Regions from separate parts of the Homo sapiens genome. Here region 2 is linked to region 1. A link is a loop called in an ENCODE intact Hi-C map of the cell type or tissue named here. Cell type or tissue: natural killer cell. All regions are shown on one strand. Links, peaks and the distances in the headings refer to the core of each region. The heading gives the core; the rest is flanking DNA. Region 1 has its middle 7.8 kb from the start of XCL2. Region 2 overlaps LOC125312414 (a long non-coding RNA gene).

Region 1 (9,136 bases), core at 344-8,343:
AGTTTCCTAATTCAAACACAGGCATCTGCCACTAAAACTGGATGGCTAATCTTACCTTCTCCTTGTGAAGCAAGGAGAATATTGGGCAACCAGGGCATATTTCACCTGTGTCACCTCTGAAGAGCTCCACTTAAGTAGTCATTCTCTCTTCTCTCTGATGTCTCTATATCCTGTCCCACTTCTGAGTTAGGTGCAGGAACTGTGGTTGCTGTGATTGTACTTTCACATGTAATCCACCAGCAAAGATTGAGAAAAATCACTTTCTCTTCTGATATACTCATTACCCTGTAATCTAGGGAAAGCGGAGGGGGTAATCTAATTATCTTAGTCTTACTCTGAACCTGTTGTGTGTTATTTCCCCAGATGGCCAATAATTGGTCTTAGGCAGTGCTTACGTGTGAAGGTGACACATCTCAAGGTGAGCTGTTCTGGTGGGAATTGCTCTCTGGTGGGAGCATGTTCTTACTTCTTCAGGTTTCAGAGAATTCTGGCATGCTGCCCTTCTTTCCAGAGCTAATGAGGCATGGATAACCATTCCTTTTACAGTTGCTCTGTCTGACATGGATGGCATCATTGTCTGGCAACTTGATGAAGTATATATTTTGGAGGTGAATGCATGAGATGTGGGTTCTGATGGCCTACCTCAAGTCCTGGCTTTGCCACATAGTTGGATGACTTAGGCCAGTCACTTTATCCTGTCTGCATCTCAGTCTGTTCATGAATACAATGGACACGATCATACCTGCTGTTTTCCCTTACAAGGCTCTTAGGAGGATCAAATAAGGTAAGGGATGTGCAAGTGCCCATAGTGCCAGAGAGTTCTATAGTGTAAGCATCACTAGGCTCTATAGCGTAAGTCAGAGAGCTGACTGGGGTGGGGAGGCAGAGAGCAGGGTGGGGAGATGAGTGGGATTGTCTATCACAGGGTCCTGAGGCCCTCTTGGGGATTCCTGGCAATGAGCTTTCGAGCCAGGGTTGGGAGGGTAGGTGGGAGGTGCGGAGTAGAGGGATGGGGTTGGGGGACTCCTGCCAGGTGGAGAGGCCCCAGATGCAGCCTCAGCTTCCCACAAGATCCCTAGGTGCTATCAGTATGGGAATGCAACTCCTGAGCATCTGGTACCCATTCTCAGAACTTTTGCCTCCTACTTCTAAGGCCACTCTCATGGGATCCTTATTTTTTAAAAAAGAAGAGCAACAGGGAGTAGGACCTCTCTTGTAGACAGAGAAAAACTAGAGCAAAACTCTTAATGTGTTCAGTTGTGCATGACCAAGCATCTCCACAGAGTTTCAAGAGACGGGAGGCTGCATGCCTTATTCCGTGCTGACCCTTCTGTCTATGAATTTCAGCCCACACCGTGGAGTATTTGCATGATGTTCACCTGAGCTTCTCCCTTAGTGGGGGCGAGCATGGGACACTAAGAATGGAAGATGAATGTGTGTCTCTGACTATGTGTCTTTGTATTCCAGAGCCAAAAAATAAATACCCTGCAATGTGCTTGCTTTACGGTGCAAGCTTCCTTTAATTTTTGGTGTCACTCATCAAGTGTTGAGAGTAATAATTATTTATAGTGTTTATAACTGCTTTTGGCATCATGCTGCTTCAATATTCCTGATAGGGGGAAGGGAAGAGTCCTGTGGAGAGGAGGTGGGTATAAGAAAAAACTGGTTAAGGATTTTAGAGCTCGAGGATGGAAGGAACCTTGGAGAACATTTCTTCTCACCTTTTCTCTCTTCTGGTAAGTGGTCCTCCAGACTCTGCCCAAACACATTCAGTGATGCATAATTTACTGCTTCTCAAGTCAACCTGCTTCCTTTCTGGACAATTGCAATGGGATAAAATAATTTATAGAGTTATGCTGAAATATGCTTTCTTCTATTTTCAATTCTTTGGTTTTAGTTATATCCTAAAGGTATTGTCTCTCTAAAAGGATCAACCCTACATGACGCATTCAAGAGACATTGTCATAATAGTCCTACTGTTGCCTATAGGGATTCAATCAGAGTTTCAGGCATGGTAGAACCTGAAATTTCTCTAATAAGCAGTTTTGTAGATACCCTTTATGAGTTATGTTAGAGGAAGTTTCAGTAGAACCTGCAAAATGGTAAGGAAAGGGAATCCCAGATAGCGGTGGGATCTATAAAATTCAGGAATATTTAAAAAATCCTTAAGACAATGTACAAAGGACCCATTTATTGCCCACATATTATGCCAGACACAGTTCTGGCGCTGTGTCTACAGTGGTAAACACAATAGGCAAAGTACCTGCCCTCCTGAAGCATACCTTTAAATGAGCACAAGACCCCAAATCAAATGAGTAAACTAGTCAGTATCGTAAAGCGATAAACACTATGAAGAAAATGAATAAGGCAATGAGATAGACAGCAACTCTGTGTTTATCTGTAATTTTGAAATAGGAAAATATATCAGATTATTTTTCTTTGTGAGTTATTCTTTGGGAATATAGTTATGGAATCTTTCCCTCACCCAGGTGTAATAAAGATATTCTCCTATGTCTTCCTTGTTTCCCTTCCTTCCTTCTTTCCTTCCCTCCTTCCTTCTTTCCCCTTCTGCCTTCCTTTCCTTCCTCTTTCCTTCTTTTCCCTTCCCCCTTCCCTTCTTTTCTTTCTTCTTGCATTTAATGTATCAGAAGTCTATTTTTATACATGGTGTGAGGTAGGAAACTTATTTTATTTTTCTCTGTAAAATAAGCAAAAGCTTCCAGCAATATATTGTGAATAATATACCTTATTCTCATCTGATCATAGTTTATATATACACATACATACACACATATGTATGTGTGTGTATGTAGATGCATAATTTATAAACATGATTCTGAGCTTTCTATTGTTCTCGTTGTTAATCTCTAAATTAACACTACTGTGTTTTTTATTATCACAGCTTTATCTTATGTCTTAATATTTGATAGGGGAAACATTTACTCTTGGTTTTTCTTTTCCTAACTTGTTTTAGCTATCTGTGAATGTCTTTGTGTCATATAAATTTAAAAATTGTATTAGAAAGTTTTGCCCAAAAACTCTGTGGAAATTTTAACTGGAATTGCATTGAATAGTAGATTGATTTGGGGAAAACTGATATCCTTACAATGTTTGTCATCTGGTTCGTAAATATTTGCATCTTTTTTGTCCTTTAATAGAGCCAAATATTTCTTTTATATTAAAGCAATATAAATATATTATGAAGCAGAATGCAAAATCATCACAAATTTTAAGATAAATAATGGAACTTCAAGGGACTGTTACACTTCCAGTGTATTATAACTCCTTGCTACCAAGGCTTTCTTTTCTTTAGGAGAGATCTCTCTCCTCTGCCCTTGAGACTTGGCTGGACAAGTTTTGCCCTTATACATCATCCTGCAAGCAAACTCTCTCCTGAGTGGTTAAGTAGGTGGCTACTGGAGTCAGATCAGTTGTATTCAAATCCCTAATCAACTATTTATTAGCTGTGTAACCCTGGACAAATGCTTTAACCTTCCCAAATTCTTAGTTTTGTCAGTAGCAAAATACAGAATCAAGTAAGATAATGTGTGCCAAACGTTTAGCAGAGTGCTGGAGATGGAATAAGTGCTCAGCAAATGTTAGTGACTATTATAAGCAATTTTAAGCTATACTTGTTATGCTCTAACACATGGGCATGTGACTGTACCTGTCAATAAAAAAACAGAGAAGAAATATTTGCCCTATCAAACATTAAATGAGGTTTCTGAGGCAACTGCAGTCTAAAGCTATTCCTTGTTCTCTTCAAAATGCATAACTATTAAAAAAATCAAATGTGTGAGGTTAATCTCAATAAGCAAAAAACTAAAACAGACTACAAAAGAGTAAAGTTGAGGCATCTGGTAGGAGAGAAGCTTATACAATATTAAGTTTTTAATAGAAAAGAGATAAAAAGCTTTGCAATGGGAATTGTGAATGATTTTGTGGCCTAAGTTATAATATCCAGAATGAAAGTAGAGGCCAAGAGGCTAAGAGAGAAATCCTATAGTTATTACTTAGCAGAGTTTTCACTACTCTTGGCTTGGGGCAAGGGCAGAAGCAACAGGAAGGAAGGGTTGAAGGGTGTTTTATTATAAAGTTAAGCTGCAGTTGGGCAGGAAACCACAATGTCGAAGACATTCTCTTGAAGGAACTGTTAAGGTAACACCAAGAGCAAGTGATAATACTGAAGTCAGTGAAAGGGACTGCCAATGCAGGAGCTACTTCTTGAATTACCTAAAAAGTTGATGTACCACTCCCATTAGGGGGGATCAGGGTCCACAGATATCAGACTTTTAGGATAAATCAACTTTACTGCCACTGGAACTTTGAATAAACATCCAGGGTTAAATAAATTACTAATCAGTAGTAGTTGAAAGAAGAGGAAGACAGTCTATGCCTGGGGAAGTTTCATTTTAATTTTGAAATCAACAGTTATTTTTTAAAACTGTTACAATGTAAGGGCAGGTAATTTGTGTCAAATGGCTGTTTATAAAACTCTTAATGAAATCATATTTTTATCAAAAATGTATAATTATGATGGGTTCTAACAATGTATTATTTATTATTTCTTTCTCTTATCCATACCAGAAAACAGTTTAACTGCAGATCAAATTGCTAATACGATTAGTGCCTAGTGGAAATAATGAAATTGAAAATGTAAAGAATCAGGAGTACATAACCAGTTTCTAGGGGCATGCATTTATGAATTCAAATTATTAAGAAAATAGCATATATATATATATAGTTGATACACTGGATATTATACTAAGTGTTAAACTTTCCACTGAATCATTCCCATTAGTGTACAAACTTGTTATTTTTTCTCTCATGTAAAAATCAAAATAAACAAACAAAACACCATCTCTTGACTACACTTCCACTTCAGCTGTAGTTCTTTTTCTCTGCAAGCTTCTTTTTCTCTCCAAGCCTCTATAGTGATGCTTATGAGACAACTGTCGTCTAAAATTATTCTCTTTAAAGAGTTGTCATTAATTCTTCTCCCAGGCCTTCTCAACCCTTCTTCAAAAGTTTCTGCTCTTACCAATCCACTGACGCTTTTCCCCTTATAGTCATTCTGTGACAGCCATGCTGTTAAATCCAACTATTTTTAAGTTCTAATTTCTGACTTATTTACAGCATTTGGCAAAGTTGCTCACTCTATTCCTGCAAACATCCTCCTGCCTTGATTTCCAGGATACCACACAAGATTGGGTTTCCTCATATCTTTCTGACTTCTTCCCAGTTTTCCTTGCTGGTTCCTCCTCATCTTCCCAATCTGTGTCCAAGGCTCAGTCCTTGAACATTTTATATTTTGATCAACTCTACCTACATGCTTTGCCCATTATCAAGGCTTTAAGTGCCACATATAAGCTAATGACTCCAAAATTAGTATTTCCAGCTTAGACACGTCCTCTGGATTCCTGACCTAGCTATCTGACTACTTGACATTTTCATATGGATGTCTACTAAGCACCTAAACTTAACATGACCAAAACAGAGCCCCTAATATTCTCCCGAAAACCAGCAACTACTGCATTTTCCCACCTCAGTTAATAACAACACATTCTGCTAGCTTTTGAATGTGTTTGCTCTTGCTTCTCTAGTTCTTTTAATTGTGCAGTTAGGGGGTCAATTTTAGATCTTTCCTGCTTTCTCTTGTGGCATTTAGTGTTATAAATTTCCCCCTACACACTGCTTTAAATGTGTCCCAGAGATTCTGGTATGTTGTGTCTTCATTCTCATTGGTTTCAAAGAACATCTTTATTTCTGCCTTCATTTCGATATGTACCCAGTACCCAGTAGTCATTCAGGAGCAGGTTGTTCAGTTTCCATGTAGTCGAGCAGTTTTGAGTGAGTTTCTTAATCCTGAGTTCTAGTTTGACTGCACTGTGGTCTGAGAGACAGTTTGTTATAATTTCTATTCTTCTACATTTGCTGAGGAGTGCTTTACTTCCAACTATGTGGTCAATTTTAGAATAAGTGAGATGTGGTGCTGAGAGGAATGTATATTCTGTTGATTTGGGGTGGAGAGTTCTGTAGATGTCTATTAGGTCTACTTGGTGCAGAGCTGAGTTCAATTCCTGGATATCCTTATTAACTTTCTGTCTCGTTGATCTGTCTAATGTTGACATTAGACTCTATGGAAATTTTAACTGGAATTGCATTGAATAGTGGGGTGTTAAAGTCTCCCATTATTATTGTGTGGGAGTCTAAGTCTCTTTGTAGATCTCTAAGGACTTGCTTTATGAATCTGGGTGCTCCTGGATTGGGGGCATATATATTTAGGATAGTTGGCTCTTCTTGTTGAATTGATCCCTTTACCATTATGTAATGGCCTTCTTTGTCTCTTTTGATCTTTGTTGGTTTAAAGTCTGTTTTATCAGAGACTAGGATTGCAACCCCTGCTTTTTTTTGTTTTCCATTTCCTTGGTAGATCTTCCTCCATCCCTTTATTTTGATCCTATGTGTGTCTCTGCATGTGAGATGGGTCTCCTGAATACAGCACACTGATGGGTCTTGACTCTTTATCCAATTTGTCAGTCTGTGTCTTTTAATTGGAGCATTTAGCTTTGTTCTTTTGGCTTAGGATTGTCTTGGCAATGCGGGCTGTTTTTTGGTTCCATATGAACTTTAAAGTAGTTTTTTCCAATTTTGTGAAGAGAGTCATTGGTAGCTGGATGGGGATGGCATTGAATCTATAAATTTCCTTGGGCAGTATGTCCATTTTCATGATATTGATTCTTCCTATCCATGAGCATGGAATGTTCTTCCATTTGTTTGTGTCCTCTTTTATTTCATTGAGCAGCGGTTTGTAGTTCTCCTTGAAGAGGTCCTTCACATCCCTTGTAAGTTGGATTCCTAGGTATTTTATTCTCTTTGAAGCAATTGTGAATGGGAGTTCACTCATGATTCGGTTCTCTGTTAGTCTGTTATTGGTGTAGAGGAATGCTTGTGATTTTTGCCCATTGATTTTGTATCCTGAGACTTTGCTGAAGTTGCTTATCAGCTTAAGGAGATTTTGGGCTGAGACAATGGGGTTTTCTAGATATACAAGCATGTCATCTGCAAACAGGGACAATTTGACTTCCTCTTTTCCTAATTGAATGCCCTTTATTTCTTTCTCCAGCCTGATTGCCCTGGCCAGAACTTCCAACACTATGTTGAATAGGAGTGGTGAGAGAGGGCATCCCTGTTTTGTGCCAGTTTTCAAAGGGAATGCTTCCAGTTTTTGCCCATTCAGTATGATATTGGCTGTGGGTTTGTCATAAATAGCTCTCATTATTTTGAGATATGTCACATCAATACCTAGTTTATTGAGAGTTTTTAGCATGAAGGGCTGTTGAATTTTGTCAAAGGCCTTACCTATTGAGATAATCATGTGGTTTTTTTCTTTGGTTCTCTTTATATGATGGACTACTTCTATTGATTTGCATATGTTGAACCAGCCTTGCATCCCAGGGATGAAGCCCACCTGATCGTGGTGGATAAGCTTTTTGATGTGCTGCTGGATTTGTTTTGCCAGTATTTTATTGAGGATTTTTGCATCGATGTTCATCAGGGATATTGGTCTAAAATTCTCTTGTTTGTTGTGTCTGTGCCAGGCTTTGGTATCAGGATGATGCTGGCCTCATAAAATGAGTTAGGAAGGATTCCCTCCTTTTCTATTGATTGGAATAGTTTCAGAAAGAGTGGTACCAGCTCCTCTTTGTACCTCTGGTAGAATTTGGCTGTGAATCTGTCTGGTCCTGGACTTTTTTTGGTTGGTAGGCTATTAATTATTGCGTCCATTTCAGAGCCCGTTATTGGTCTATTCAGGGATGCAACTTCTTCCTGGTTTAGTCTTGGGAGGGTGTATGTGTCCAGGAATTTATCCATTTCTCCTAGATTTTCTAGTTTATTTGCATAGAGGTATTTATAGTATTACCTGATGGTAGTTTGCATTTCTGTGGGATCAGTGATGATATCCCTTTTATCATTTTTTATTGCATCTATTTGATTCTTCTCTCTTTTCTTCTTTATTAGTCTTGCTAGCAGTCTATCAATTTTGTTGATCTTTTCAAAAAACCAGCTCCTGAATTTATTGATTTTTTTTTGAAGGGTTATTTGTGTCTCTATCTCCTTCAGATCTGACAAAAAAGAGTCTGCATTGCCAAGACAATCCTAAGCCAAAAGAACAAAGCTGGAGGCATCAGGTAGTTGAAGCTACCTGACTTCAAACTATACTACAAGGCTACAGTAACCTTGTAGTATACTACAGCATGGCACTAGTACCAAAACAGAGATATAGACCAATGGAACAGAACAGAGCCCTCAGAAATAATACCACACATCTACAACCATCTCATCTTTGACAAACCTGAAAAAAACAAGAAGTGGGGAAAGGATTCCCTATTTAATAAATTGTGCTGGGAAAACTGGCTAGCCATATGTAGAAACTGAAGAGGGATCCATTCTTTACACCTTATACAAAAATCAATTCAAGATGGATTAAAGAATTAAATGTTAGACGTAAAACCATAAAAACCCTAGAAGAAAACCTAGGCAATACCATTCAGGACATACGCAAGGGCAAGGACTTCATGACTAAAACACCAAAAGTAATGGCAACAAAAGCCAAAATAGACAAATGGGATCTAATTAAACTAAAGAGCTTCTGCACACCAAAATAAACTACTATCAGAGTGAACAGGCAACCTACAGAATGGGAGAACATTTTTACAATCTACCCATCTGACAAAGGGCTAATATCCAGAATCTACAAAGAACTTAAACAAATTTACAAGAAAAAATCAAACAACCCCATCAAAATTTGGCAAAGGATATGAACAGGCACTTCTCAAAAGAAGATGTTTATGCAGACTGGATTTTGTTCTCCCTTATTCTATAAATAGAATTCTATTATAGAGACAAGTTGAAATAGATCTCAAATTGTTGCCATTGTCACAGCTGTAACTTGTGACTGATGTGTAAAGAACCATTACAAGCTGGACTCTAAGAGTGATCGATATAGCTTTCACCTCTGATAGACACTAGCCAGAATCTCTTCCATTATGGTTACCATCAAAGAGAGGTACAAGGTCAGAAATCAAACAACAATGATACACTACCTTTCCCTAAATATAATGAATAGACTAGG
Region 2 (16,420 bases), core at 4,177-12,176, 51 kb before region 1:
TCTGGGAAGGTAATATTTGAGGGAAGACCTGAAGGAGGTGAGGGAGTAAACGTGCAGATGCATGTGAGAGAAGAGGGATCCAGGCAGTGCTAAGAGGATGTGCAAACATCCCAGGCAGGATCATGCTTGCAGTGAGAGGAAGCTCGTAGTTGAGGAAGAACAAGGAGGTTATTATGAAGGGAGCAGAACAAGCCAGGGCGTGAGTAGTAGGAAAGGAAGTCAGATAGATAGCGGAAGGGATAGGGATGGGCTGGCAGATTGTGTGGAACTTTGAAGACTACTGTCAGAACTTTGGCTTTGACTCTGAGTGGGGCCACTGGAGAGTTTTGAGCCAAGGACTGTCATACTCTGACTTACATTTTTGAAAGGCTATTATTTTGCAACTAGATTATGAGGGGCAAGGACTGATAGGAGACGATTGTAAGGTAGGAGGCAGGGACTTGACTCCAGACCAGATTGAAGACTGGCTGAAACAAGGAGGAGGCACCGAAAGCACCTCTCCATAAAACACACCCACCAGTGCCATGACAGTTTACCATTGATTGCCATGGCAACACTCTAGAAGTTACCACCCCTTGCCATGGCAACACCTGGAAGTTACCACCCATTTTCTAGCTAATTCTGGATAACTCACCCATTAATTAGCATATCATTAAAAAGGGGTATAAATACAAATGCAGACCTTCCCCTGAGCTGCTACTCTCACACACTTTTTATGGGGTATCCCTGCTCTGCAGGAGCTGTCTCGAAGCTGTAACACTGCCTGGCTGACCAAGTAAAGCTGTTTTCTTCTACCTCAGGCTTGCTCTTGAATTCCTTCCTAGATGAGCAAAGAATCTGCCCTGCATCAATTGCAGTAGCCCAGGAGAGAGACAGTGTTGGCAAGAACCAGGGTGGTGGTGAGGGTATGGGAAGTGATTACAGTCTCTACATCCAAATATGTTTTCTAGTCAATTTGTGAAGAAGTCCTCTCCACCATGTACAGGTATTCTAAATAAATTAATGAATATATGAATGAATAAGCAAACACATTTACATTTATATCTGAATACGTAGCTCCTCTGTTTGAAGCACTCTGTTGTCTATTGGGTTTGACATAGTGAGACCTCCAAGATGTAGCCTTACTTATATTTGCAACCTCATTTTCTTTCATCTCCTCCTAGATTGAGTGCAAAACTGTCTCCTCTCTTCCTCTCTCAGCCTTTTCCCCTCTCCCCACAAGCCTCTCTATGTGAATCTCTTCTGCCACCTTCACAGGCAGAGACCATCTTCTTATAGTTTGCCCTGCATAATTCTCAGTTCCTGGCCTAGAGGAAGTATTTAGTAAAGTTTGCTAGACTGAACTAATTTCCTAACTCTTGGCATCCCCATCTATTTCCTCACTCCCTTATGTCATTTTTGTACTCTGTTTTCTTTTTAGTTTTTTTCCCTCTTTCAAAAATGAAGATGATACAAATGAGCTTATTTAGGACAGACACTAAAATTATCAACTGTTGAGAAGGTAAAACATTTATTTTTCTCAGTGTCTCTCTTTTTTTCCTTCTTTTCATCAGAGACACTTGAGTTAAAATTCTTACTTGCTAAGTTTATGACATTTGATAGGTTTCTTCACTTTGAGGTTTCTATCATTCTATCTGTAAAATGGGGACAACAGCGCTCACCTTTCAGATGTGGTTGCAGGTTGAGTAAGTAATATATACAAAGCATGCTGCTTTTATTTGAGTCTCATAAAAAGCTTTATAGAATTATAAAGTATTATATTCTCCCATCTTTACAGATGAGGTTCAAATTCACATGTCTTAAGTGAGAGAACCAGATAAGATTTCAGGTCTTTGTTTCCTAATTGTTTCCTATTTCACTGGCTCTTTCATTTGACTCCAGGGCTAGCAAAAACCAGTGTCCAAGCTGGGTGTGATGGCAATGCCTGTAGTCTCAGCTCTTTGAAAGGCTGAGGCACTTGAGCCCAGGAGTTGGAGGCTGACCTGGGTAACTTAATGAGACTCTGTCTCTAAAAACAAACACAAAAAACACACCAACAACAGGCAAGCAGAGAGTCAAATCATGAATGAACTCCCATTCACAATTGCTACAAAAAGAATAAAATACCTAGGAATACACTTAACAAGGGAAATGAAGGACCTCTTCAAGGAGAACTACAAACCACTGCTCCAAGAAATCAGAGAGGACACAAATAAATGGAAAAACATTCCATTCCATGCTCATCGAAAGGAAGAATCAATATTGTGAAAATGGCCATACTGCCCAAAGTAATGTATAGATTCAATGTTAAAACTCCCATTAAACTATGGTTGACATTCTTCACAGAATTACAACATATAATAAACTATTTTGAAATTCATATGGAACCAAAAAATGCCTGAACAGCCAAGAACATCCTATGCAAAAAGAACACAGCTCAAGGCATCACACTACCCAACTTCAAACTATACTACCAGGCTACAGTAATCAAAAAGCATGGTACTTGTACAAGAACAGGCACACAGACCAATGGAACAGAATAGAGAACTCAGAAATAACACCACATACCTATAACCATCTGATCTTTGACAAACCTGACAAAAACAAGCGATGGGGAAAGGATTCCTTATTTAATAAATGGTGCTGGGAGAACTGGCTAGCCATATGCAGAAAATTGAAACTAGACCCGTTTCTTACACAACATACAAAAATTAACTCAAGATGGATTAAAAACTTAAATATAAACCCCCAAACTATAAAAACCCTAGAAGAAAATCCAGGCAATACCATTCAGGACATAGGCATGGGCAAAGATTTCGTGATGAAGATGTCAAAAGCAATTGCAACAAAAGCAAAAATTGACAAATGGGATCTAATTAAACCAAAGAGCTTCTGCACAGCAAAACAAACTATCAACAGAGTGAACAGACAACCTTACAGAATGGGAGAAAATTTTTGCAATCTATCCATCTGACAAAGGTCAATATACAGAGTCTATAAGGAACTTAAGCAAATTTATGAGAGAAAAACAAACAATCCTATTAAAAAGTGGACAAAAGACATGAGCAGACACTTATCAAAAGAAGACATACATGCATCCAAGAAACATGAGAAAAAGCTCAACATCACTGATCATTAGAGAAATGCAAATCAAAACCTCAGTAAGATACCATCTCATGCCAGTCAGAAAGGCTGTTAATAAAAAGTCAAAAAACAACAGATGCCAGTGAGATTGTGGAGAAAAAGGAACACGTTTACACTGTTAGTGGGAGTGTAAATTAGGTCAACCACTGTGGAAGGCAGTGTGGCGATTCTTCAAAGACCTAGAGGAAGAAATACCATTTGACCCAGCAATCCCATTACAGGGGTATATACCCAAAGGAATATAAATCATTCTGTTATAAAGATACGTGCACGTATATGTTCATTGCAGCACTATTCACAATAGCAAAGACATGGAATCAACCCAAATGCTCATCAATGATACACTAAATAAAGAAAATGTGGTACATATACACCATGGAATGCTATGCAGTCATAAAAAGGAATGAGATCATGTCCTTTGCAGGGACATGGATGGAGTTGGAAGCCATTATCCTCAGCAAACTAATGCAGGAACCAAAATCCAAACACTGCATGTTCTCACTTATAAGTGGGAGCTGAATAATGAGAACACATGGACACATGGGTGGGAACTACACACTCTGGGGCCTGTCGGGGAGAGTGGGGGGAGGGAGAGCACCAGGAAGAATAACTAATGGATTCTGGGCTTAATACATAGGTGATGGGACATGGCACACGTTTACCTATGTAACAAACCTGCACATCCTGCGCATGTACCCCTGAGCTTAAAATAAAAGTTGAAGAAGAAACAAGCAAACCGCTAGTTGCAGAATTCTCAATATGGACTGGGCACTTCTGAGTGGGTAGTTTGGAATTTTCCTAAGTTGAATCCTAAAATGACCTCTGATCGATCAACATAATTAATGAGCTCCTTGCTGTGTGCCCAGCACTGCCAGTAGCTGCTTTAAGGGCCATAGATGTAAAATCACATTTCATGCTCTCATTGAGAAGGCAATCTAGCTGTGCTGACAATGCTGACTTCTGTGGAACAATAGTGGATATGACAAGCCAGAATATAACAAGATGTGGAGAAAGTGGTGTGCAAACTCTAAGACCTGCTGGACCAAAGAGCTGAATGAATGAGGAAAGGTGAGGCTGGGCTTTTCAAAGGCAAGATGTGAGAACTGTGTCCTAAGAAATGCATAGGATCTGGCTGGGGAAGCAGGAAATGGGGCATTTGGGGAGAGGAGATGGGGAGCAGCCTGTGGGGCAGCAGCAAAGCTGCCAAACTTCTGTTTTTCATGTACTCCATGTAAGTGTAGTTATCACAGTTTAAAAATATCTGAAGGACAGTGTCAGCAGCAATGGATTTCCACTAGATAGTTGGGTTACAGGATTAGAGCATGCAGGCTTACGCAGAGCCTGTTCCAATAGGTGACCTTGTCTGGGACTCCACATCAGCAGGGCTCATCCTGTCCTCTGTCCTGCTGTGCTCCGCTGTGGGGCCTGTTGCAGGCTGAGAATTGAAGGGGAAGAATCAAGTGCCAGGAGAGGGAGCTGGGGGAAGCCAGAGGCTGGCTCACCTGCAGAAGGGTGGGACACCTCCTAGCTGGAAGCTTGTCAAGCTTGGAGCTAAAGCTTAGTGTTGGCCACCTCTTGCTGAGAGGGAAAGGGAGGAAGTGAGAAGGGGGCACTTGTGTTCTCCCTGGGGCCTGGGATTGCTAATCTCTTTTAGGGAAGCAATGATTTGGGCTTCAGTGATAGTCTGACTCCAAACTATGGAGTTCTAAGGAAGCCAAAAGAGAAAAAGATTATCCCTGATTGAGGAGGAAGGACTCATGCTGCTCACACTCAAATAGCAACGTGAAATACAGTTTTCTTTAAACCACCCCTTAAGGAAATAACCACAAGGTTTAATATGACAGTTTTTGAGATAGTGAGAAAACTACAAACAAACTAAATGCTCAAGAATAGGGTCTTGATTAAATGAGTTATAGGGAGTTCCTATCAGGAGGTACAAAGCAAATATCAAAAGCGAGGCTGTAGAGCAGAAATCAGCGAACTGCGGCTCATGGGCCAATCTGGTGAGCTGCCTGATTTTTTTATGGCCCTTGAGCTAGGAATGATTTGACGTTTTAAATGGTTATCTAAGAGCTTACATAATAGCCTCAATTTTGCTTTGTAGCCTGCAAAACTTAAAACACTATGTAGCCCTTTAAGAAAAAGTTTGCTCACTATTGCTATAAAAGGAAATTTAATGAGATGCAAAATTTTTATTATTAATTAGGTGAGAATATAGTGTTAATTTGTGTCTAAGTTATCTGTTGCTGTGTAACTACCCTGGAATCTGGCATTTTAAGACACCTACCATTTTGCTTGCTCATTATTATGTGGGTCATGAATTTGGACAAAGCAGTGTAAGGATGTCTGGAGCCTTGGCCAGGATGATCTGAAGGATGAGGAGCTGGCTGGGATGGTTCTATGGGTAACACATGTGTAGGGATTTAATTGTCTCCATCTGTGACTGTATTCTTCTCCATGTGGTCTCTCCATGTGGCTAGCTTGGGCTTCCCTACTGCATGGCAGGCTGAGGGTAGATGGATTTCTTACATGGCAACTGGTTTCCCCAGTGCAAAAGCAGAAGCTGCCAGCCTCTTAAAGGCCAGGCATAGCTTCATTCTGCTGCATTTCACTGAATGTCCTAAAGAATTTCAAAGGTCACAAGGTCAGCCCAGATTCAAAAGAGGTGGAGAGATAAGCCTCCTCCTTTTTATGGGAGGAGCAACATATGTGCACAGAAGGCTGTGGGTGGAGCAATGTGGAGCTGTCTTTAGAGACCACCACTGTGGATAGTAAATATACACAGAAATGTACCTACATTCCACAATTTTAAGGGGATACAAAAATATAAAGGAATGGCCCTACCTATTCTATAAATTTGTGGTAGACATCTGTCATATTTACGCTTACCCGTCATCTTTGAATAACATTTTTAGATTTGAGTAAGTGAACCAATGTCTCACCTCCTTGCAGCTAGGATGCAAACATGTGAATATAATATTTTCAACAAAACAGAACAAAAAAAGTGTTAAGAAATCTTGAGCTTTGGAGCCAGACCATCTTAATTCAAATTTCAACTTTGCCACTGATTGTTCATGTGATCTCAGACTAGTTACATAATTTTATGTGCCTCAGTTCCTTCAGCTATAAAAAGGGATATTCATAGTACCAACCTTTTAGGGTTGTTTTGAGGCTTAAATGAGTTAATGTTTCAAAGAGCTTAGGATAGGCCTAGGCTCTGCCAATCAGACATAAACATGAAACTTTAATTCAAATATGAGACAGCAACTGACTCTGGATCTGTAAAGACATCCAACTTTTACCCTAGTCACAAGATCAAAATGGAATTGGTACTGGTGGGAGGAGTGGCTACAGAATAGTCTAGTTCCAGGGATTTATATGTTGTTTCCCCATTGAATTAGTTCTGTGTGATTTTGGGCATTATTCCTGAAAGCTTCAGTTCTAATCTGTTTTTCCAGCTAGTTCAATAATTCTGAGGGCAAATGTGTCTTTTAAAAACCTCCCCACCATCATTTTCCCTCTAAACTATATAGAGTGGATACAGTGGATTCTGTTGTTCCCAATTAAGAAGTGTGGCTGATATAAATGTGGTATGGTTTCAGGGATGCAAAGAAAGGCCTTTTGGACAATTTTTTATGTCTGGAATTGTAGCATCTGGGAATTTTCTCTAATGCTTTTATGTTGATATGCAAACCCTGGAAGGAAGGTGTCATATACAGAGTTTTTAATTATTTTTGTGTAAAGTGCTTTATTTGGAGCTGGAGTGGGGGCACACTAATTTGGATTCCTGTCTAAGCAGCTTGAGTCTGGAATGAGAAGTGAGATCTGTTCTGATTAATTTTTCTCCTTCCTTGTTCTCCAGAGTTGGGCAACATTACATTGTTTTGTCATCTCACATTTCCAAGGTTGCCTGATAATAACCAGAACTTGTTTTTGCCTTAAAATGTTTCACATTCTTTCCCCTGGGTGACACATAAGATTTACATAATTTCCATATTTGTCTGATTCACTTAGGCTAAATCATTCAGTAGATCCAAGAAATACCTTTGATGTCATGATTTGGAGCATACCCACATCCATCTGAAAAATGTTCAGTGGTCATTGGCAGGTACTGTCAAAAGATGCCAAGAACCTCGTGGAAGAAAATGTAAACATTTCTATACTAGAAGTGAAGCAAGAGCGGCAGCTAGGTTCACTTGAATATGTGTGTAATAGTTGTCATGAGAGGAGGGGTTGAAACTTAAAGAGGATTGTAAAAAATTTAAATGGAAGAGAAAATTTCTGGGTGGGTGGGGAGGGATTGCATAAATTGAGTGCACACCTTTAACCTATTGCAGGGACACCTTGCCAATACTCATAATGCTGCAAGAATCATGATAACAATGTTATTTCTTAAGATTCCATGAGGCAAACTACTATCATCTCTATATTACTCCATGGACACTCAGAATGGGTTATGGTGCCAGTCATTATGACCACTTTCAGGCAGATGAGTCCATCAGGCCTTCTTAGAGTGTTTGCTCTCTGCAAGATGGTGTTACCCCTGTGGATGGGGACAGAGAGACACATGGGCTAGGTAGACATGGTGAGGCACTCAGGCAACCCAGCATATCAGAGAATGGTGTTGGCTAAAGTATGGATGGGGGCAATAGAAATGGGTTGAGGGAGGGCAAAACAAAACACCACAGGTGATGAGAAGGGCCACTAAAAATAACATAAGAGCTTGTTGGAAACAGATTTCACACATGTATTTTACATTTTACTAAGAGGACACCTCTGCTTAAATGTTACAGAGGTCTGTGGCTTTTCTGTTTTTTTTGTTTGTTTGTTTGAATAGAGTATTTCTATGAAACTCTGCTTAAAAATGAGAAGCGCTGGGACCTAGAAATCAGAAGATTACACCTGGGTTCTTAGATTCATTTTTATGATCGGTGTGTCTTCAAGCCTGTTGGTTTACTTGGTTATGTCAAAAAGGTAACATCTGTAAAATGAGAAAGTAACATTCATGTTACTGTTGGTGGATATTTGATTATGAATTATAGACGAGATGATATTAGATAATTATTAATTTTTTAGGTATAATAAGGGAAAATGACATGTTGCTTGCAATTTACTAAGATACTTCAGTTTTTAAAAAAGACAGATGAATAGTGATTTGTTCATATTGTAAGTTTCAGGAGATGAATAACACCATTCTATCTACTTTTCTATCGGTTGGAAATTTTTCTTAATTAAAAGTTAGAAAAGAATACTCATCTTACTTATCTCACAGGATTGTTGTAAGTACCAAACAAGAAAATGGATGGAAAATGTTGTATAAACGGAAAAGCACTAAACAAATATGAGTAGTAGTTTTTTAAATTGTTCTTAAGAATAATACAAAAGATTACTGAGGCTTGAGTAGGCGGTTTTCCCCTCCCAGTGTTAAGGAAGCTGCCAGGAAGTTTGTACTGGGTGGAACTCACCGCAGTGCAGCAAAGCTATGGCCAGACTGCTTCTCTAGATTCCTCCTCACTGGGCAGGGCATCTCTGAAAGAAAGGCAGCAGCCCCAGTCAGGGCCTTGTAGATAAAACTCCCATCTCCCTGGGACAGTGTACCTGGGTTGGTGGGGTGGGGGTGGTGGGGGGCGGCGTGGGGGGGAGCTGTGGGCACAGCTTCAGCAGACTTGAAAGTTCCTGTCTGCTGGCTCTGAAGAGAGCAGTGGATCTCCCAGCACAGCATTCAAGCTCTGCTAAGGGACAGACTGCCTCCTAAAGTGGATCTCTGATCCCCATGCCTCCTGATTGGGAGATACCTCGTACAGGAGAGCTCTGGCTGGCATCAGGCGGGTGCCCCTTTGGGATGAAGCTTCCAGAGGAAGGAGCAGGCAGCAATCTTTGCTGCTCTGCAGCCTCTGCCGGTGATACCCAGGCAAACAGGGTCTGGAGTGGACCTCCAGCAAACTCCAGCAGACCTGAAGAAGAAGGGCCTGACTGTTAGAAGAAAAACTAAGAAACAAAAGCAATAACACCAACATCAACAAAAATGATGCCCACACAAAAACCCTATCTTTTCTTCACAGAATTAGAAAAAAACTACTTTAAATTTCATATGGAACCAAAAAGAGAGCCCTTATAGCCAAGACAATCCTTATCCAAAAAAAATAAATAAATAAAAAAGAAAGCTGGAGTCATCAAGCTACCTGATTTCAAACTATACTACAAGGCAAGAGTAACCAAAACAGCATGATACTGGTACCAAAACAGAGATATAGACCAATGGAACAGAACTGTGGCCTCAGAAATAAAACCACACATCTACAACCATCTGATCTTCGACAAACCTGACAAAAACAATCAATGGGGAAAGGATTCCCTGTTTAATAAATGGTACTGGGAAAACTGGCTAGCCACATGCAGAAAGCAGAAATTGGACCCCTTCCTTACACCTTATACAAAAATTAACTCACGATAGGTTAAAGACTTAAATGTAAAACGCCATAAAAACCCTAGAAGGAAACCTATGCCATACCATTCAGGACATAGGCGTGGGCAAAGACTTCATGACTAAAAGGCCAAAAGCAATTACAGCAAAAGCCAAAATTGACAAATGGGATCTAATTCAACCATAGAGCTTTTGCACAGCAAAACAAACTGTCATTAGAGTGAACAGGCAACCTGCAGAATGGGAGAAAATTTTTGCAATCTATCCATCTGACAAAGGGCTAAGATCCAGGATCTGCAAGGAACTTAAACAAATTTACAAGAAAAAAACAACCCTATCCAAAAGTGGGCAAAGATATGAACAGACACTTCTCAAAAAAAGACATTTATGTGGCCAAAAAACATATGAAGAAAAGCTCATCATCACTGGTCATTAGAGAAATGCAAATCAAAACCACAGTGAGATATCATCTCAAGCCAGTTAGAATGGGGATCATTAAAAAGTCAGGAAACAACAGATGCTGGAGAGGATGTGGATAAATAAGAACACTTTTACACAGTTGGTGGGAGTGTAAATTAGCTTAACCATTGTGGAAGACAGTGTGGCAATTCCTCAACGGTCTAGAACCAGAAATTCCATTTGACCCAGCAATCCCATTACTGGGTTTATACCCAAAAGACTATAAATTATTCTACTATAAAGGCACATGCACATGTGTGTGTATTGCAGCACTATTTACAATAGTAAAGACTTGGAACCAACCCAAATGCCCATCAATGATAGACAGGATAAGGAAAATGTGGCACATATACACCATGGAATAGTATGCAGCCATAAAAAAGAATGAGTTCATGTCCTTTGCAGGGACATGGATGAAGCTGGAAACCATCATTCTCAGCAAACTAACACAGGAACAGAAAACCAAACACCACATATTCTCACTCGTAAGTGGGAGTTGAACAATGAGAACACATGAACACAGGGTGGGGAACATCACACACCAGGGCCTGTTAGGGGGTGGGGAGCTAGGGGAGGGAGAACATTAGGAGAAATACCTAATGCATGCGGGGCTTAAAACCTAGATGATGGGTTGATAGATGCAGCAAACCACCATGGCACGTGTATACCTATGTAACAAAGCTGCACATTCTGCACATGTATTCCAGAACTTAAAGTGTAGTAAAAGAAGAAAAAAAAAAAAGAATAATACTAAGATTATCCCACTTTGCTCTTATCTAGGTGGATACTCTCAGTTTCTCTTCTTCTACTTTTAATACCTGGGTAATAAGAACAAAGAGGACCTATTCCAGACAGTTCAAGGGGAGGTTTTCTCCTAATGGTTTCTTACATTGTGCAGAATGGAGGCAACAAAGTCTACAGAGAATACTGGGGAAAACAGAGCGCTGGACTTCAGTCCTCTCTGTATATAGGGAATGGTCTCTAGATGCTCATGGTTTCAACGAATTTTAGTATACCACAGTACTCATTTCTACTCTCTAGCTCCCTGACTTCCAGAGAGAGCTACATGCTTGATTTCTAATAATGCTTTCAGTATAAGAGAGAAGAAAATAATGCAGGGTTAATTGCTGAGGTATTCTGGGATCACCTTTCAGTCATATATCTGGCATTTGCCCTAGAACCTTAAATCCTTGTGGAGAGAGAGTTTTTGGATAAACTGTACTAGCACAATGTCTATAGAAACATTTGTTCTCTTCTTGCATCTTCCTAAACTCTAAGGGTTATTCCTAAGAGTGGAATATAGCTACATTTTCTCCCTCATATTTTAATGAAAATATATTAATGATTAACCTGCTATACTTTGCTATTTTATTCACTTTTTATGTACAGTAGATTCAGGTTTTCCTAAGGGGTTGGAAGCACTCTGCTTGGTAAGAAAATATACTTTATATTTAGCTGTTTGCATATTAATGCTGCTGTACCAGCTCTTGTAGGGCTAATGCATTGGTGACACCAAATATTAAATTGCTTGTTCTCTTGTAGTTTGAATACAATGATGAATTGGAGAGCACAGATGTCCAGGCTGGCTGGAAGCCAGACCTCTCTTTCCTTCCAAACCACTAACACAGTGGAACCTTGGGTAACCTCGAAAAAGTCACTTTCCTTCTGCTACTTTCTCTACCTTTGTGAAATTAGGGCAATGATGTGTTCAACCCATTTCTTTCCTTAGGGGATATGAGTAAGGAAGAGGATGTTCATCAAGTACCCTGGCTACTTTAGAGGAGATGTTCTATTGAAGGCAGTAATAGGAAATCTTATAAATCATGAGACCTCTTGGGGGTGTGTTGCCTGGATACAAAATATTCATACTATTATTTTCTCTTTTGCAAATTATATCTATTGCACAATTGGGATTAAATTGGATGGGCATTTTTTTCATCCTCAGAAGTTATGTTGTTGTTTTGTTTTAAGAACCAAAAAGAATCCTCACTAAGTGATATAACGATAAGATTGACAAAATATATGAAATTCTTCTAGTGGCTTGGAGAGAAATATTTTACTAAAAAAAAAGCCCAGAGAAGCTATTCAGTTGATCATTCCTAGTAGAAAATCACTGTAAATAATTAAACATCAGGCACCCTTCTCAATGATTTCCACAGCCCTCTTATTAGGATAGAAACCTAAAATCATTATGAGAAAACCTCCAGACCCTTGTCACCAAAATGGAGTTCATTTCACAGCAAAAACTGACGTCTTAACATGAAAGAAAGCATAACCCTTGGTAACCTAGAATACTTCTTTTTTTTTTTTTTTTTTTTTTTGAGATGGAGTCTTGCTCTGTCGCCCAGGCTGGAGTGCAGTGGCGCGATCTCGGCTCCCTACAAGCTCTGCCTCCCGCGTTCACGCCATTCTCCTGCCTCAGCCTCCTCAGTAGCTGGGACTACAGGTGCCCGCCACCACTCCCGGCTAATTTTTTTTTTTTTTTGTATTTTTAGTAGAGACGAGGTTTCACCGTGTTAGCCAGGATGGTGTCGATCTCCTGACCTCGTGATCCGCCCGCCTCAGCCTCCCAAAGTGCTGGGATTACAGGCGTGAGCCACCACACCCAGCCTCTAGAATACTTCTATGTTTGGTTTCTGAGAAGAAGGGGCAAAAGAACAAATTGATATCCCATATTTATTTTGAGGAGACATTTCTAGGGCAAGTTCTTTAACTGTGGAAGACTAATTCTTCTTATTATTAGTCCTCCTCAATAGTCTTCAAAAGTCCTCTTGTAATTCTGTAGGATGAAGCTATTTGGCATGATAGTCCTGAACCACTACGAAGTCACAGAATCAAGAAGATTAGGGCTTCAAGGAACCTTAGAGACTACTAGACAAACCACTCTCCTTCACAGAAGAGGAAACCAGGGCCCACAGGAGGCCCTCATTGAAATGTATTTGATAGGCTGGGTGCAGTGGCTCACACCTGTAATCCAAGGACTTTGGAGGCTGAGGCAGGAGGATCACTTGAGGCCAAGAGTTCGAGACTAGCCTGGGCAACATAATGAGACCTTATATCTACAAAAAATTATCAAATTGGCTGGGTGTGGTAGCACACACCTGTAGTACTAGCTACTTGGGAGGCTGAGGTGGGAAGATCATTCGAGCCCAGGAGTTTGAGGCTGCAGTGGGCTAGAATTGTGCCTTGAACTTCAGCCTGGGGTCTAGGTGACAGAGCAAGAACCTGTCTCTAATATATATATATGTTGTCATGTGCAAAGTGTTTATTCATTAGTTCAACAAATATTCATAACACACCTGCTGTGTGTCAAGCAAACATTTATTGATTACCTCCTCTTTGACAGGTTCTTCAAAATACAATGGCGATGGATAATAATCCTCAAACAGAATAGGGTTTAATAGGAGAGGCCTCCTGCAAGCATATAATTACAGTGCAATAAAACATGTATGAAGGCAATGGGACGTAGAGAAATCCACTATTTCAAGAAATACCATAGAATAGCATTTCTTACAGTTTACCCTACAAACTACAATAATCTATAATATGAGGGGTATTGAGGAAACAATATTCTTGGCTATATAAGGTCAGGAAATGTTGAATACTTTTTTTGCTGGAGATGCACAGTGCCCATTAATGTATTAGAGAAGCATGTTAAAGAAGTTCTGCAATTTAAACATGCTTCTCAAATTTATTTGAGCATGGAAAATATCCCTCAACTCAACATTCTTTCCTGTCCCTCTTTCTCCTTTTCTTTCTCTTTCTGGTCCTCATCCTCTTTCTATTCTGGCAGAACATTTGTCTATATCTCTGCTCATGTTACATAGCAGAGAAGTTTTAAAAAGTGTTTTGGCCATCTCTCAGTTCATCAGAGAGCTCCATTAGCTAAGAGGTCATACTCTCAAAAGATTCAGCTAATGGAAGTTTACTGTAGTTCCAAGACATTGCTGGAATAAATGTCCCAATAGTAATAAATTAACATCCCCTCATCACATATGTAGAATGTTGAAGCAATAATGAATATAATTTGGGAAATTTGATTATTAACCAGAAGTGAAATAATTTGAAATGGAATATAACAAACAATTGCTTCTTGCTCTGCTACAATTAATCTAATATGCCTGAGATGAGAGATAATTCAGAAGGTATAAGATTTCAGAGCAAACACCTATTTGAAGAAATGCTATTAGCCACCAATAAATGCAGACTGGACCACATGTGTTAAAATACATCGGTTCTCTATTGCCAAACCTTTCTGACTGAAAGCAAACGTTTTTACAGTCATCTATTATACAAAGCCCTGAGTTATCTCCCCACACCTCCCCTCCCCACTCCCGCCGACCCTCGTGGTACTTCTCTGATTTTATGTTACTCTGTTCCCCACCTCACCCTGGAGTAGATTCCTCAAGCACAAGGTTATACACCCACCTCAAAGCTTTTTATCTGACTTTTTACTGTACCTGGAATCTTTACTGTACCTGGAAATCTTTTCTCCAGATATCTCCGTGGCTATACCCTGACCTTCTTCAAGTTTTTGCTCAAATATCACCTTTTCAGTGTCCACTCTATTTAATATCACGACTTCCCTCGACACCCAACGCTCCCCGCACTGCCCACATCCCTTTTCAACTTAGAACATAATGCACAATTTTCTTATAGGTTTATTTCCTATTATCTGTTTCTCCCTACTAGAATATAAGCTCTGGGAGGGTAAGAGTTTGTGTTTTCATTTACTATATATCCCTTATGCCAAGAACAGTGCCCTGATCATGGCATGTGCTCAATTAATAACTGTTGAATGAAGGAAGGAAAGACTGCTAAATTTTTACATTTTAATTGATGCTTTCTGCAGCACAGCACCACTGGGATTTGCAAAACAGGAGTTCAGGGCAGTCCATGTAATGTTTTTTCAGACTTGAAGATTATGCTGTGTTTATAATTTTAACAATTTTTAAGATAGTCTTTTAGTTTTTCCTTTTCTTTTTGGTTTGAAGGGTCATTGTATTGTCATGCTTTCCTCTGATTCCAGCTCTACACTTTATTTACAGTTCAGCTTTCTGGACCTCTCTTGTTTTTCACAAGAGTGAAAGTTTCTGGTGTGGCTGCCTGGTCATTTTTATAAAGCCTATGATTACTCTGATGTGTATATTAATCTCTCCAGCAATGCCCAGCAGTTTGGTGGAACTTTGTCCTCAGTTGCTTGAACTTAAAAAATGTCTAGAATCTGTTTGCCTAAGCTGTAGAGGCCTTTTTTGGATTGGACCTATTAATCTGTCAATACAGTTTGATTTATGTTCCTATTGCCTGTTTTTCTGCTTCTTTACATAGACAGAAAAGAATGCTCTGCAGTTTCTGTTGACTGATTTGACATTTTGCAATGAGGAGTACTTAGTGTTACTTGCTACTAGGAAATTTCATCGTGTACTCCCTCTTAGCATGTATAAAAAGTTTAACTAGCATGTTCCCTACATTCCCTGGCACAGATCTCCCAAAGATAAGCACTTTGCAGTTCTGCCACCTCAGAAACATTTGTCTATCCCTAGTATTTGCCTCCCATTTCCAAGGCTAGTTCCTTACACATGGCCTCCTATCCTGTATCCATTTGTTAAAAATATCTTTAGTGGTACAATTTTGAAAGTCATTGAGGCTTTAAATCAAGTGGCTTTGTAGGCTCTACTTAATTCTTATAACTATCCTTTCAAATAGCTTTTGTAGAATTTAAGCATGAAATAATAATAATAATAATGATAGGTAATTCATATATTTGAGTAGCCCTTTACAGTTTATAATGCTTAGTGGAAAGGGCATGAACATTGCAGACAGCCAAACCTGAATTGAAAACTCACTTGAACATTTATTAGCTTTGTAATGCTGAGCACCTTACCTCCCTCATCTTTCTAAGGGTGGCAGGAACACCTTGCAGGCTTACGGTATTGTTGGATGGGGGAATGGTGCTTGTACAGGGCCTAGTGTGTGCCTGATGCAGAGCGCTGGTTGGGTGCTCAGTTCAAGAGTGCTCCTCTATTTCTCCGCTCTTATACAGACTCTCTTGTTGTGACCTCCTGTTACCGCTACACCTGTTCTAGGTACTAGGATTTCTTATGAAAAAGAAAATCCTTACCCTGATGGAGCTTACCTTTTAGAAGTGGAGGCGGAAAATAAGAACAGAGAAAAACACACAAATATGTAATACTAGATAGTGATACGTGTTAAGGAGAGAAATAGGGTAGGGTGAGGGGGTAAGGATTAGGAAGAGGATGAGACGTGGGCAAGGGAGGCTAGTTTAGACAGTGGACCAGAGAATGTCCCGGAGTGAGTAGGAGAAAAAGTAGATGTGAATCTATGTATCTTGACTTTAATGGATTGTTTTCATTTAAGAGTTTGATAAAGCTGCCCTCACATTTTCTCCAGCTT

Evidence for each region. A loop is a pair of places that touch in the nucleus more often than their neighbours do. Peaks named below come from ENCODE experiments on the same cell type or tissue, not always from the same donor. Only the 100,000 strongest peaks of a DNase experiment are listed, where the experiment ranks them.
Region 2: a loop joins it to region 1, with 2.7 times the contacts of the local background. A loop is called at or near these places in 4 of 110 quality-filtered maps.

What each region holds. Positions count from the first base shown.
Region 1 is chr1:168,531,623-168,540,758 of GRCh38, forward strand. No RefSeq gene overlaps it. Among named protein-coding and RNA genes, the nearest start is that of XCL2, 7.8 kb to the right of the region's middle. In natural killer cell, for the core only: no CTCF peak of the experiment used is centred there; a DNase peak (open chromatin) is centred at 4,109; H3K4me3 peaks cover 405 bases; H3K27ac peaks cover 3,258 bases.
Region 2 is chr1:168,476,655-168,493,074 of GRCh38, forward strand. It overlaps LOC125312414 (a long non-coding RNA gene), which reads right to left. Exons shown (of 8, transcript NR_176090.1): 2 at 8,919-9,077; 3 at 8,589-8,652. It overlaps LOC101928565 (a long non-coding RNA gene), which reads right to left. Exons shown (of 5, transcript NR_176057.1): 3 at 8,919-9,077; 4 at 8,589-8,652. Among named protein-coding and RNA genes, the nearest start is that of XCL2, 59 kb to the right of the region's middle. RefSeq lists a silencer at 5,643-5,843. In natural killer cell, for the core only: no CTCF peak of the experiment used is centred there; a DNase peak (open chromatin) is centred at 8,567; H3K27ac peaks cover 2,381 bases.